Regions from separate parts of the Mus musculus genome. Here region 2 is linked to region 1. The links are chromatin loops, found by intact Hi-C in ENCODE. Cell type or tissue: heart. All regions are shown on one strand. Links, peaks and the distances in the headings refer to the core of each region. The heading gives the core; the rest is flanking DNA.

What was found. Hi-C counts contacts between places; a loop is a spot of excess contacts. Peaks named below come from ENCODE experiments on the same cell type or tissue, not always from the same donor. Only the 100,000 strongest peaks of a DNase experiment are listed, where the experiment ranks them.
Region 2: it touches region 1 in a loop (2.0-fold over the local background); 1 of 42 quality-filtered maps calls a loop at or near these places.

The regions. Positions count from the first base shown.
Region 1 is chr15:100,609,426-100,617,178 of GRCm38, forward strand. C330013E15Rik (RIKEN cDNA C330013E15 gene) reads right to left here and starts at 5,685. Exons shown (of 2, transcript NR_045701.1): 1 at 5,359-5,685; 2 at 4,715-5,265. It overlaps Dazap2 (DAZ associated protein 2), which reads left to right and starts at 6,237. Exons shown (of 4, transcript NM_011873.2): 1 at 6,237-6,299; 2 at 7,488-7,606. The coding sequence starts at 6,287. In heart, for the core only: a CTCF peak has its summit at 3,217 (motif pointing left); a DNase peak (open chromatin) is centred at 4,396; H3K4me3 peaks cover 1,578 bases; H3K27ac peaks cover 949 bases.
Region 2 is chr15:100,225,040-100,232,792 of GRCm38, forward strand. It overlaps Atf1 (activating transcription factor 1), which reads left to right and starts at 2,820. Exons shown (of 7, transcript NM_007497.3): 1 at 2,820-3,043; 2 at 7,694-7,753. The coding sequence starts at 7,700. In heart, for the core only: CTCF peaks have their summits at 2,909 and 3,749 (motif pointing right); DNase peaks (open chromatin) are centred at 2,132, 2,732 and 3,052; H3K4me3 peaks cover 2,985 bases; H3K27ac peaks cover 3,352 bases.

The DNA.
Region 1 (7,753 bases), core at 1,617-5,616:
TAAGCCATTCTAATGCAAAAGCTGAGGTTTCACAGACAGAATGCACTAAAACCAATGCAGAGGAGGTCCTGCTCCAGCCAGGACTCAGTAGGCTGCCCAGAGGCAGTACAGTTAGTGCTTTAAAGTTATTGTGCATAGCAGGGTCTGCGCCTTTCCTAAAATGTCTTGCTGAGACTAGGAGAGAAGGCTCCATTTCCCACCAACTATCTGGTAATAGCCGTTCCCTTAGTTACATAGAGGCCAGCCACAGCTTTGAAAAGATCCCTTCAAAGAGTCGGCTGGATGCTTCACACAGCCCCAGCCTCCTCTTTGGTGTGAGAACTAGGAGATCGCTTTATTCTCTGTCACACAAGAATGATCACAACATGTTGTGGGTGTTCAATAAAGGTGCACTTTCACAAAAAGACCTTAAATCAGACTAATGGAGACTAGAGGGCCAACGGGGAAGTTACTGTGTAGTCTGTTTGTACTGCTGTAATGGGTACCCAAGAGTGGATACTTTGTTGGGCTCACGACTTTGGTTGTGAGGATACAAACAGCATGGTGTCTATGTTCTCATTCAGGGTCCACTGCCTGCCTCACAACCAGAAAGGGGACAAGCATGTCACAGCCTCACAACAACTCACTCCTGCAAAAGCTGATCCCGTCCCAGGGGACATAACTGGCCCTCCCAGATCACCTTCCTGGAACCCTTTCCAAGTTGCCCCATCCCAGTCACTGCCCACATCCCTGTGCCCTGCCTGACACTGGGGGAAGGGGGGACCAAGCTCCCAGCACAGGAACCTTTTGAGGACAAACAATCATTTCCAGCACCCTTACGTCATAGCTTACTCATCCCCAGGGCAGCATTTACTGAATTATGTTGTGACTTTCCATTCAGAATCAATCTACTCCAGGGTGCATTAAAAGAGTTCATTAGTATCATCTTTGGCTTCTTCCCTCTTCATCTCAAGATTATTATTGCTGCCCCCCCCCACTACCTCCCAGACAGGATCACACTATGTGGCCCTGACTGTTCTCTAGATAACACTCTGTGAGTCTGGCCCCAAACTCAGACATCTTCCTGCCTCTGCCTTCACTCCTTCCTAGGTTCTACAGAAACACCCAGCAAGTGCCACACCCAGAACTGCTCTGACAAAGGGCCTCTGCCCTGAAGTGCCTGAAGTGATTAAGGAGATCAGAAACGTGAAAACAAGTCAGAAAACAGCAGACTGTGAAGGAGGAAGGGAGACAGACAGACAGACCGAGGGGTGGGGCAGGGGTTGGGGGAGAGAGAGGTGAAGACATACTGATTTTCATTTTGCTTCCACAGGGTCCGCCTTCCAAGTGCTGGGATTAGTAGAGATGTGCCTATTATACCACTATCGATTTCTTCCCCTCTGATCCCTCCATTATCCACCCCCTTAATTTTCTTTCAATTTCATATGCTCTTTTTTTACCCCATTATTTTCTTAACTTTCCTTATTATCTGTGCATTTGTCTGCATGTACGTATGTGCACCATGTGCACACCCTGTGCCCTGTGGTCCGGAAGAAGGTGTCAGATCCCTACAGTTCCTGACTGTTGTAAGTTGCCATGTGGATGCTGGGAACCAGGCCCAGCCCTCTGTGAGCATGGCAAGCATTCTTAACCACGAGCCATCTTTCTAACCCTCATCTATATTACTTCTTCAAAAGTTTCAGTTATACTGGCAAGGTGGCTTGGCAGGCAAAGGCAACCTGCATGCCTTGTAAGCCCAGAGACCAGAGTTCTTTATGTAGAGCTAGAAGGAGAGAACTGTCTCCACAGAGCTGTCCTCTGGTCTTTTATACATGTGCCATGCATGACACAAGTGCCCACATGTACACACCACACACACATGTACACAATAATTAGTAATGCTACCTTGAGATGTAATAGATATATAACAAGCTGTACATGTTTATAATATACAATTGGACCTTTTTCACTCTTTGGAGAGGGTCTCACTATGTAACCGAGGGTGGTCTTGAACTCATGATTCTCCTGAGACAGTCTCTTCGGTGCTGGGTTTGCAGGTGTGCACCAGCATGTCCATTTTGTTGGTTTGTTTGAGACATGATCTCTCTACAATAGTTTGCCTGTCCTGGATCTCGCTCAATGTAGACCAGGCTGGCCTCAAACTTACCTCTATTAAGACAATCAATCCCCCAAAGAAAGACATACCCCAGCCCAACCTAAATCTAGAAAAATCCTTATTGAGACTCATTCCCAAGGGGTTCTGTATTGTCAAGCTGACAATGAAAACCAACCATCACAAAGCCAAATGTGAAATGGTACGTTGTAGCTCAGTTCAACAGACAAGATAATCACATTCAATAAAAACGTCTGGGCATCATTTATGTGCAGTGACCACAAGACCAGAGAGGCCATTGGATCCCCTGGAACTGGAGTTACAGATGGTTGTGAGGTGCCACGTAGGAGCTGGGAATTAAACCTGGGTCCTCTGAAAGGGCATCCAGTGCTCTTAATCACTCAACCATCTCTCCAGTCCTAAGAAAAGTAAGTGCTGGAATACAGTTCCCTACTCAAATGGCCAGTCTTAAAAAAAAACAAAACAAAACAAAACAAAAAGACAAAACAAAACAACCAACTCACTCTGCACAGGAACCACTTACGACAGAGATGAAGGTCTTTAAATCCTGACAAATGGCCCATGAGACTTAGCAACTCACTGTTGACCGTTACAGGAGAAAGTGGTTTCCTCTCAGTCACATGATCCCGCGTCATGTTCACCCTCCGCCTGTCTTGTCCTGTATTTCAATAAATTCTTTGTCTTTTCCTGCCCTGGGTAAGGGTTTTTTTGTTTTGTTTTGTTTTGTTTTTTCTTCAAAATTCGCGCTGTCAGCTTCCAGATGCAAGTTTTCTAAATCTCCTTCTAAACTCCTTTCCTTTCTCTTCTGCCCTCACAGCTGGCCATTAATTCACATTTAGGTCACTCTACATTAGATTTTAATTTCTATGTTTTATGAAATGGAATCCTTTCTGCCGTGTGTATTATTCTTTTGGAAGTAGAGTCTTATGTTGTTTGGACTGGTCTTTAACTCCTGAGACCAAGGTTCTCCTGCTTCAGCCTTCCAAGTTCCTACAGCTATATTCTTATATATATCAGGAGGCTGTTATTGAACCTGGAACCACCTGCATCTAAGGGCCGCCTGTGTCTGCCTCCCTAGCTGCTGCCCTCTGCTGGGTGCTGGGTGCTGGGTGCCCAGGCTCAGGTTCTTATTGGTTGTAGAGCCAATGTTTTACCAGTGAGCCATCTCCCCAATCTCTTCCTTAAAGCTTATTTTTAAATTTAAATTTATTATTTATTTTTTTTAAAGATTTATTTATTTATTTATTTATTATATGTAAGTACACTGTAGCTGTCTTCAGACACTCCAGAAGAGGGCATCAGATCTTGTTACAGATGGTTGTGAGCCACCATGTGGTTGCTGGGATTTAAACTCAGGACCTTTGGAAGAGCAGTCAGTGCCCTTAACCTGTGAGCCATCTCTCCAGCCCCTATTAACTTATTTTTAAATTTAAATTTAGTATTGCTAATTTATGTCTGTGTGTGTAGGCACTTGTGGAGGACAGAGGGCAACTTTCAGAAGTTGGTTTCTCCTTCCACTATGGGTTCTGGGGACTGTCCTCAGGTGATCTGGCTTTCATGGTTTGTATTTTACCTGCTGAGGTACAGCAGCACCCACAAACACAGGTGCATACACAAACACGAATACTCAAAATGTAATTATAAAATGTTTTATGTTTTGTTTTTTTCTTTAAAAAAGACCCACATGACCATGTGACTTTTCTACTTAAAACTCTTCAGTGGCAAGTCAGGGTCCTCCGGACAGAAGGCGTGTTTCCACCCAGGCTCTGCCCTGGGCTCAGCACTGCCTGGCTCCTGCTTCCTCTTCAGCTTCATCTCCCACCAGTCCTGCCTTCTGTGATCTGGCCGCACTCTCTGAGCGCTATGGTATGAGTGATGTCTTCCTTTTCGCCGGGGATCTTCTTCACTTGTTTAGTGGCTATGCACTCCTCAAATTTCGTCTCAGGCATCATTTCCCCCGGGAAACCGTCCCTTAAGGAGAAGATAGTAGGCCCTCATCTATGTGCGCTTCCTGGCATCGCAGGTGTACTCGTTGTCTCTAAAGGCCGCACTACGATTACAGTGGCTTTTCTAGGCTGTTAGTTTCAAAATGGTGGAAGACTCTGCCCGCCTCGTCGCAGTTGTTTCTCTAGCACCTAAGATGGGGCCTGACACAGTGGGCATTCATTAAGTAGTTGCTACATTCCTGTAAGAAAGCGTGTTTGCTAAGTGAACAAACACCGATGCGCCCTGCTGTCCGGGACTGGAGCCAGCTGCTACTTAGCTCCACCTGGTGGAAACAGCAGCGGCCTGCAGCTCCCCATTTCCCGCGGGGTGCTCCTGCATCCCCAGGCCTTGGGTTCAGGATATTAAGCAAAGTATCAGGCACCTAGCATAGGAGCGATCGACCAAGCCGAGAGCAGCTATCACGTTCAGGAGTCAGCCCTAGGAGGGCCTGGATATTGAATTAACCTTTTCTTCATAAGACAGTGGTCCTTGGAATGGTTACCCCATAGCAGCATCTGACTTTTTAAATTTATGTTGTTGCTACTATTGTTTTTATTTCATATGTCTATGGATACTTTGCTTTAGTCAAGGAAATGTAAATACCACAGTCTTTATGATACTGATTTAATCCAAATCAAATTAATATAAATACTTAATGGGAACTTAAAAAATACCCAAGAGAGTTCCCTAACATCCTTTAGTTAGCGCAGCCTAGTTAGGGGATGCTCTGTGTGCTGACAGGAAACCAAAATGGAAATACTGACCCGGAACCTGGGAGGCCGAACACAAAACTCAAGTCTGTAACCTGTCCTTTAGATCAGTTTTTCTTTTCTTCTCGAATGTTTATTTTTATATGTGTGTCGGCGTGAACCCATGACACTCATGCGCAGGTCCCCAGGCTGAACTAGATCAGCCTCTCAGGCTGCTGTGCTTGCCGACTGGACGAAACTGCATTTACAGGACGCCACGCAAACTGTTAAATAGACACCTGACACACAAGCAAGGCCTTCGGTGTCGGACGAATCAGGAGTCCGTTCACCAAGGACCTCTCCCTCCAAAGCCTGCCCATCTACTTGACCACGCACAACACGAACTTCTGCAGACAGCTGCGGCGGTCGGTTCCTCTGTGCATCTATGAGAGCGCGTTCGGTTGCTCAGCAGATATTCTGGAACGAGGAAACGGGAAAAAATGTGATCACTGTCCTAAGAGACGTCGTCGCTACTCTTCTGGACAACTGAGCGCGGGCTAAACCACTCACAACATCTGTAGGGAGTTTTCAGGTCCCCGTAGGACGTGCCAGGCCAGGGTGCAGGTGCTGGCTGCGTCCCCTCAGCTTGTGCTGGGGCACGGTCTATCTCAGGACAGGGGGCGGGGCGCGGGGACACGGTCCATCTCCGAGCACGAAGCCAGGCGCTGGGCCCTCAACAAGAGGCCTGGAAGGACCAGAACGGCGGACAGGCTAAGGTCTGAGGTCTGGGCTGCGTCTCGCAGGCACTGTGGAGTCGTGACAGCCTGTGTTCACACCTGAATTTGGTGAGCAGAGGCGACTCACAGTGAGGAAGTCGCCCTGAGATGAGCTGACTCCGCTTTCTTTAGGGCGGGGCCGCGCAGAAAGGAGGAGCGCGCGGTGAGGGAGGGGTCGCGCAGGGAGGGCGGGGCCGCGCAGAAAGGAGGAGCCCGCGGTGAAGGCGGAGCGTTCAGGGAGGCGGGGCTAGCGGTGCGGTGAGGGCGGGGCCGCGCGGGAAGGAGTGGCTCGTGATAAGGGCGGGGCGCACGGTGAGAGCAAGGACCGCGGTGAGGGCGGGGCCGCGCAGAGAGAGCAAGGAACGCGGGGAGAGCGAGGAGGGCGGGGCCTCGCAGGGAGGGCGGGGCAATTAGTGAGGGCAAAGCGCGCGGTGAGGGCGAAGCCGCGCAGGGAGGGGCGGGGCCGAGCCCAGAGGAGGCGCGCGCCGTGAGGGCAGAGCGCGCGGGGAGGGCGGGGCTTCCGAGCAGAGCAGGGCCGCGAGCGCCCTCCTTGCCGCGACTGGCCGGCCTGCGAGGGGGCGGGGTTTCCGGCGGCGGCGCACTCGGGCATCTCCTGACGCAGAGTGGACGAACGTCACGTGACACGGAAGTGACTCCGAACAGGAAGAGGACGAGAAAAATAACCGTCCGCGACGCCGAGTGGGAGCGGACTCAGAGCCACCATGAACAGCAAAGGCAAGGCCGGGAAGTGGCGGGGGCCGTCGGGGAAGCGGGCGGGTTCGGGTCGAGCGGGCTGGGGGACGTCGGGCCTGGGGCGGTCTGTGCGGCTCTCTTCAGCGGGCCGCACAGCGCGGCCGCACCTGACGTGGCCGCCCCCCTCCACCCCCACAACGCAGCCGCTCGGCCCTCTGGGCCCCGACCCCATAAACCGTGTGGCGCAGTTTGGAGCCGCGGGCTCCTGTGTGTGGGGTGGGGGGGCTTTTCCGTGACGGACAGCGGCTGGAGCGAATGGCGAGCTAGAGCAGGGATTTGGGGAAGCCAATGGAGGGCGGGCGGAGGCGGGGCGCCGCGCCTCGGAACAACAGGCCTCGGCCGAGCTTAACTGCTGAGGTGCCGGCTCCGCTGCACGGCCCAGGCCCTCGAGGACCCGTTCTCGCCCGCCGGGGACTTCTGGCGCTTCCTCCTCGGGGCCCGGACTCGTAGCCGCCCCTGTGCGTTGCTAATGTTTGTGAGAACATGGTCGCGTTCCCCACCCCTCCACCCGCCGCCCTTCTCACGGTTAACTTCCAGTCACTCACTCTTTGGAGGTCGACCTTGACTAGGAACCCGTGAGGTAAACACTGAGAACCGTGGGTCCCACAGAGTCAGGACTGGTTACAGCACAGCCCGGGGGAGATCACCCAGAGGAGTCCCCTAAGACACCAGCAGTCCGGAGACCCCGGAACGGGTCCTCAGACCTGCCCTCTATTCGAAAGGGAACATGGCCAAGTTAGCCTCCATCAATCAGTATGCTAGTGGGAACGGCGCCTTCTGCCCAGTCAGAAGCCAGCACCTTCGGGCGCGAGGGTGCCGAGACCATCCTTATTTTCCTGGCTCTAAGAAATAAGGCAGCCTTATTTGCAGCTCTTCTGCTTGCTCCCCACCCTGTGCACCCTGGCCCGTCTAGTAGCTCTGCTTACAAACTTGTTTTTATTCAAAGTGTGCCTGCCTCTGCCTGTGTAAGTGTCTGTGAGTGTGAGTGTAGGTGCCCACCAAGGCAGAAGGTAGCGTTGAAAGGAGGTTGTGTCATATGTGGGTGCTGGGAATAGAACTGGGGTCCTCAGGAAGAGCAGCACTTTGTCTCACACACTGAGCATCTTTCCTGTTTGCCACCTCCCCTCCTAATCTGACAGACAACATCTCTCCTCCCCTTTTGTATTCCAGGTCAATATCCAACACAGCCTACCTACCCTGTGCAACCTCCTGGGAATCCAGTATATCCTCAGACCTTACATCTTCCTCAGGCTCCACCCTATACTGATGCTCCACCTGCATATTCAGAGGTACTGCAGTTTCCTAGACTTGTAGCTAGTTGAGAACACTCTTGGATCCCCTTGTTAAGTCTTCAAATCTGACTTCACAAGCAGAAGGATGCTCTGTGAATCATCTAGAACTTAAGGTGAAAATTACCATTGGAATTGAATGCAGTA
Region 2 (7,753 bases), core at 1,379-5,378, 380 kb before region 1:
TTTGGTCTAGAGGGAGTGGAAGTGCTGGATAAGAATGGCCCCATCCATGCTCTGACCTTGGCCCAAGAATAGGAACACAAACTGTTCCCTCAGCCAGCCTATCTCCAAGCCCGTTACTTCAGAGGTTCCTAGCCGAAGTCCCCAAAGTCTGGGCCGAAACAATTCAATGGGACTCACCTGACATTGAGCTCTGGTTCTAGTTCAATTAAAAGTTGGGACTAGGGGCTGGAGAGATAGCTCAGTCATTAAGAGCACTGGCTGCTCTTCCAGAGGTCGTTGAGTTCAATTCCCAGCAATCACATGGTGGCTCACAACCATCTGTAATGGGATCTGATGCCCTCTTCTGGTGTGTCTGAAGACAGCTACAGTGTACTCATATAAGTAAAATAAGTCTTTAAAAAATAAAAATTATCAGGCAACATCCAATACCCAGAGATGCCAGGCCCCTCGCTTTAATCAGCTCTGGGAGGTAGGGATTCTGAGTCCTTGCCAATCAGCATGGCACACTCCCCTCCTTTCGGTCAAGAAGTCCTATTCCAATGACTGCCAGCGTGTGCAGGATGTAAGGGAGGTAAATAAACAGTGGAAGATACCCATCCTACAGTTCCAGACTCATCCGTCCTGCTGAGCTGATGTCCAGACCCTCTAGCCTTTACCCCCAAGTGCTGGACCTTCAGGTGAGTGCCACCACACACAATCCAGGGATCCTCTCAGATAGTTCTTCATCCTTCTCTTTATTTTTAAATGATCAGCAGGGGCTGGGAGATGTCTCCAGGTTAAAGGATGAGAACGCTTCTCTTGCAGAGGTCTCATGTTAGGTTTCCGGCATGTATCAGACAGCTCACAGCTGAATGAAATGAGGACATGACCGTTCTGAGGCATATGGTTGAGGAGAAGGCTTTGAGTGTAGATGTGGGAGAGAGTACAGCCAGAGGCATGGGAAGAGGCCAGGGCAGGGAGACAAATAACAGACTGACCAGAGCTTTGACAGGGGGCAGAGCAAGAAAAAGGAAGAGAAAGTTGGAAGAGGCAAAGAGCCAAGAGAGATGGCCAAACTGGCAGGATTTTTGGAACTCAGAAGCTGGGGGAAGAGAACTGAAGGCCCTCAGCCTGGGTTTAGGGTAGGGGGTTGGTGTGTGCTAGAGAAGAGCAGATTGTGAGCCTGGCTACCAGCCTGTGCTTTGGCATGCTAACAGACACCACAGTTAGCCATTTGTCCTGGGTTTCTTTGGGACCTGACAGCAACCATTTGTAATTCTAACTCCAGAGGATCCAACGCTCATTTCTGGATTCTGAAGAAACCTGTGCGCATACCATTCCCCATCTGAGACACACAGACACACAAAATTTACAATAATATATTTAAAAAGCAAACACTTGAAAGAAAGGATGAATGTATAGAAGTGTTTGGAGGGGGGAAAGAGCTGGAGAGATGGCTCAGTGGTTAAGAGCACTGACTGCTCTTCCAGAGGTCCTGAGTTCAATTCCCAGCAACCACATGATGGCTCTGTAATGGGATATGATGCTCTCTTCTGGTGTGTCTGAAGACAGCTACATAAAAAATAAATATAGGCCGGGCGTGGTGGCACACGCCTTTAATGCCAGCACTTGGGAGGCAGAGGCAGGCGGATTTCTGAGTTGAAGGCCAGCCTGGTCTACAAAGTGAGTTCCAGGACAGCCAGGGCTATACAGAGAAACCCTGTCTTGAAAAACCAAATATATATTTATATGTGTGTACACACACACACACACACACACACACACACATATATATATCTTTAAAAGAAAAAATAAAGGTTTGGAGGGAGGAAAAGAGAGAAATGATAATATAATCTCAAAAAAAGGACCCCTTTTAAAAACACTATGGGTGATGGAATGACTGCTGCTGGCCTGTTGTTCAGGCCAGGCTGGTATCTGCAAGCTTTCCCCCGACCTTACTTTGTAGGTCACTTTCCATAATGTTGAGACTCTGACTTAGTGTTGTACTTTCCATAGTTTTTTAAGACAGGCTTTCTTTGTATAGCCTTGCCGGGCCTGGAACTTTCTATGAAGATAAGAGATAGCACTGTGCCTGCCAACCCAAAGTGCTGGGGTCAGAGGCACAGCTGACCACGCCTGGCAATTTCCATAAATTTGATAGCGACTCCAGAGAGGTTGGGTAACTAGCCTAATCAGTCAAAACCCGAGTACTTCTATTTAAAGGTAGTCATCGGCCTTAGCTTTATTGGGCAATATTTGCTGAATCACGGTGCCTGGAGTCTAATAAGCCCTTCTAAACGCTTCAGTTTTACATCACATCGTATGTTCTGAAGGCTCAAAACCAAAGTCTTCACTCACCCAGTTATTAGGAGGGAAGGTGTCAAATACAACTTCTCAAAACATTTGATAATGCACTTTGTAGAGGGCATGCTAAAAACAAGCAAGCGAGCGAGCAAACCGCTATGATGCCCTAGCAGAACCTTGCCAAGGCTGAGATAAAGGCATCTGTATGAAGGTCAACTCCCCACAAGGACATGCTAAGTCCTTTCCGAAGCACTAAGATGGCAGCGCAAGGTTTTACAGTTACTTAAACAGAGCAGGTAGCCGAGGGTCAGCTGTCCCGCCCGCGAGAGAGGGAGGTCAGGACCCCGCGCCATTGCCCCAAGATCCCCGGAGCTCCCCCAGCGTCCCCGTGGCGGCCCGCGCGCTCCCGAGCTCGCCAAGATGGCGGCGCTCACGTGACCACGCGGTGACGCAGCACGCCGGCGCGCAGGCCACGCCCCTCCCCACGCTCCCGCGCACTCCTCGGCCGCCCCCCCCCCCCCCCCCAGCCCCGGCCCCCGGCCTGTGCGGATCATGCCGCCTGCGACGCCCCTCGCGGCCGGGAAACGGTAGCCGCGACGGTTGGCTCTCGAGTTACGCTCTCCTCCCGCACCCCGCCGACCCCTGGGACGCGCGCCACCTCGCTGCGGTGCGCGGCTGGCAAGTGAGGAGTAAAGTCGGCGCCGCCTGGGACGGGGGAGTGGAGCTTCCTGCCCCGGGCAGCGGCCAGGCGGCCCCGCGGGTGAGTGGGGCGCGGCGGAGCGCGAGGCGGCCCGGGCGGGAAGGCGGCGCCGGCGGGGACGCAATGGCGGCCACGCGCCGGCCGGGGGTCGCGCGCGGCTCGGCGGGCGGTGGGGGAGGGGCGCGGTGGGGGTGGGGCCGGCCGCGCGCTTCCGGTCGCGCGCGTCCCGAGCGCCCGGGCGTTAGGCTCCCCTCGCCTCCGCGGGGCGCGTTGGGAGAGGCGCCCCGGGCCTCCCGCGCTCCTTGGCTCGGCCCGCGCCGCATGGAGGCGGGAAGAAAAGCCGAGCGGCGGCCTCCGGCAGGCTGCAGACGCCGCGGCCTTGGGCTCCCGCCTCCATGACTGGGAAAACCGAGGCAACCCGCCCTGTGGCGGGGCACGGCGTTCCTCTCCTTCCGGGAGTCTCGCCGCTGGCCGCCTAAGTTATGATAGAAACTTAAAAGAGTCTCGGTAGCCGCCTTTTCTTTTTGAGACGGGATTTGTTGCGAAGAGTTCATGGTGCAGGACTTCCAGACGCGGTCGCCGGGTCCGGTTTATTATAGCGTTTTTAGTTTTGCCTGAGACAGGGCTTACCAAACTGGCCTTAAATAAATTTATATATACATACACACACACATACATACATACATACATACATACATAGTCCAGGTTGGCTTCGAACACGGCTTATGTTAGGATTTTTTGTTTGTTTTTTTGTTTTTCTTATATGAGTACACTGTAGCTGTCTTCAGACACTCCAGAAGAGGGAGTCAGATCTCATTACAGATGGTTGTGAGCCACCATGTGGTTGCTGGGAATTGAACTCAGACCTCTGGAAGAGCAGTCAGTGCTCTTAACTGTTGAGCCATTTCTCCAGACCTTCAACATCTTTTTCAAGGAAGGAAGCTAAGACGCCTTTTCCTCACTCACCAGCTGAGAAGTCTCTGTACTTGATATTTATTGATATTTACTGTTCACTCGTGACAGTCTGCTGGTCACTGAGCACACTTTACTGCAGACAGGCACTGCCTTTAGAGAGCTTAAAGCTGGGAGAAACAGGCAGGCTAGTAAACATAGCTGTTAAGTAATTCAGAGATAACGAGCCAGGCAAGACAAATGTATTAAAATAGGACCTGATCCAGGCGTAGTGGCACAAGCCTTTAACCCCAGCTCAGGCGGCAGAGGCTCTAAAGACCAAACCAACCTCCTACCCCTCACCCAGGAAGGAAAGAAAACCACAGGACTTGGTACAGTAAGGAATGGCAGTAAGAGGTATTGCTGGGCCAGGAATGGTGGTGGACACAGCCTAGCTTCTGGGTTTTTGCATCCTAATGTGAGATCTGAAGTAAATACAGTTTCTTTAGGTCTCATCACCACAAAAACAAATCTCTTCTCTTGATATTTCACGTAGAAAGTCGCTTTCTTTGTAGGATTTATTAAAAGCACCTTGCCTTGGGCTAGGGATGTAGCCTGCTCTGTAGAGGACCTGGGTGTGTTGGCAGGTTCTGCTTAATTGAGGCAAGCGGGGATGTCTGGAGAGTCAAGTTCAAGAAAGGTCACCCTCTGCTATGTATCAGGTTTTGAGGCCAATCTGGGCTATAGAAGACCCTGTCCTAGGAGGGCAGTGCCTTGCCTTGTGTGTGACAGCCATCCATAGCCTGCGGACTTCTCCGTTTCCAGCATCTTGTTGGTGATGCATTTGGACTGCATTTCATTGCCTTCCTGATTCTGCCCAACTGTGCATCATATTATGATAGCTGCTACTTGGAACTTAATTGTTTTTATAGAAAATGTACTCAGATAGTGTATTTTGTTTAAAAAGGTGTCATTTTGAAAAGCAGACTTTAGGGCTGGCAAGATGCTCAGTGGGTAAGAGTACTGACTGCTCTTCCAAAGGTCCTGAGTTCAGGTTCTGGTGGCCATATGGTGGCTCACAACCATTCTTGATGACATCTGATGCCCTCATCTGGTGTGTCTGAAGACAGCTACAGTGTACTTAATTTGTAATAATAATTAAAATCTTTAAAAAAAAGAAAAGCAGACTTCAGTCAAGCATGGTAGGACATACCTATGGCCTTTTTCTTAGCACTCAGGAGGCAGAGGCAGCCTGGGCTTTAAAATCCTGTCTAAAAAACAAAACAAAAACCTCAGCCAGATTTAAAATTTTAGGAATGGGGAGACTGGCTGCTCTTCAGAAGAAGACCTGGGTTCAAGTCGCAGCATTCTCATGGCAGCTCACAACTGCCTGTAACTAGCTCCTGGGTAATCCTGTACCCCTACACCCTACACACATGCAGGCAAAACACCCATGCTTATAAAATAAGTTTGTTTGTTTTTAAGTGTATTTGCAGTTGATAATTCAGTAAAACAGAACAGGTACAGTTTGTTGCTTATAGTGAGAAAAAGGTGTTTGTTTGTTTGTTTGTTTGATTGAATTGGGGGGGGGTGGTGTTTGTTTCTGTTTTTTCAAAACGGTTTCTCTGTGTAGCCCTGGCTGGCCTGGAACTCAGAAATCCGACTGCCTCTGCCTCCTGAGTGCTGGGATTAAAGGTGTGTTCCACCACGCCCGGCTAAAAAAGTATTTTATGTGTATGGATGTTTTGCCTTCAAATGTGCCTGTGTGCTATGTGTTCCTCTGGAAGCCAGTAGATCCCCTGGAGTTGTATATGGTTTTGAGCCACTTTATAGGTGCTGGGAAGTCAAACCCAAGTCCTCTCAAAGAGCAGCCAGTGTTCTCAACCCACTAAGCCATCTCTCTAGCTTATGATTAAGAATTCTTAACTTGTCCAGCAGGGGTGGCACATGCCTTTAATCCCAGCACTACGGAGGCAAGAGGCAGGTGGATCCTTTGAGTTCAAACCCAGCCTGGTCTACAGAGTGAATTCCAGGAACAGCCAGGGCTATGCAGAGAAACCCTGTTTCCAAAAACAAAAAAAATCTCAACTTTTTGCTTCCTGACATGTTTTCAGTGTTGGAGAAAAAGGGCTAATGTCATTAGTCAGTGGGGAGAAAGCCAAAGCCACCTTGTTCTTATTAGAAAGCTTACTATGAAAACAGAAAAAAACAGCAAGTGCTGGTAAGGATGGGAGGAACTGCGGCTAGAATTTTTTTTTTTTTTTTTTTTTTTTGGTTTTTTGAGACAGGGTTTTTCTGTAGTATAGCCCTGGCTGTCCTGGAACTCACTTTGTAGACCAGGCTGGCCTCGAACTCAGAAATCCTCTTGCCTCTGCCTCCCGAGTTGCAGCTAGAATTCTTATGTTCTGCTAGGACAGTAAACCCGGCTGGATGCCATTAAAATTAGTACTTCAGATGGACAACAGAATAACTGATGATTTAGCAGCTCTCTAGGCTACACATACAAAGAAAATGGAAAGCAAGCTCTTTTTTTCTTTGTTCTTTCAAGACAGGGTCTTGAGTGTAGCCAGCCCTAGCTATCCTGGGACTTCTGTAAACCAGGCTACCTATAAACTTGTAAGACAGCAGTTCTCAACCTTCACAGGGGTCCAGAATTAGATAGCCTGCATGGTCAGATATTTACAATTTATAACAGCAAAATTATTATGAAGTAACAAAAAAAATAGTTTTATGGTTGGGGTCACATGAGGTATGTGTTAAAGGGCTGCAGCATTAGGAAGGTTGAGAACCACACTCACCTAGAGATGAACCTTTGCCACTAGGCCTGGCAAAAGCAGGTCTTTACGAGATAATCGTTATCCATGTTTATGGCTCAACTATTCACAGCAGTCGGGAGACTGAAGCAACCCAACTATTTGTCAGTAGATGGGGGTAAACAATGGAAGTACATTCCAGGGAGTGTTGTTCAGACTTCAAACCATGGAAACCCTGACAGGAGCTATGGTTGAATTGGGCTTTTTTTTGTTTGTTTGTTTTGTTTTGTTTTTTGTTTTTCGAGACAGGGTTTCTCTGTATACTCTTGGCTGTCCTGGAACTCACTTTGTAGACCAGGCTGGCCTTGAACTCAGAAATCCACCTGCCTCTGCCTCCCAAGTGCTGGGATTAAAGGCGTGCGCCACCACGCCCGGCTGAATTGGGCTCTTGTGCCAAATGAAGTTAGGCAGCCACAGAAGGACTCGCTCACCTTGTGGGAGTGTCTAGTCACAGGAGTTAGTAGTAGAAACAGGAGTTGCTGGTGCTCCTGGAGGAAAAAGACAGTTACTATCGGACGTAGAAAAGTCTAGAGGTTGGTTGTTCAGCTGTCAATATAGTCAACACAACGGAACTGTACTTTGAAAAATGGTAAGATAAGCCAGGCTGGTGACTCATTTCTTTAATTCCAGCACTGGGGAGGAAGGAGCTGGTGGACCTCTGTTCAAGGACAGCTGATCTACACAGTGGGTTCAGGAGACCCAAGGACAGGTCGATCCTGTCTCAAAAAATTCCAAAATAAGGGGAGCTCTGTAGTAGCAATCACGTTCTGTAGCAACTGGCATCCTTTATTTTGTCATTTGTCGGTTTCTTTTGTTTTCTTTAGTTTGGTTTTTGAGACAGGGTTTCTCTGTATAGCCATGGCTGTCCTGGAACTCACTTTGTAGAGCAGGCTGGCCTCAAACTCAGAAATCCGCCTGCCTCTGCCTCCCAAGTGCTGGGATTAAAGGCGTGCACCACCACGCCGGGCTCAGCTGGCTTTTTCTAACTGGCTTTTTTTCCTTTCAGTTGATTATGGAAGATTCCCACAAGAGTAACACGACAGAGACTGCATCTCAGCCTGGTTCA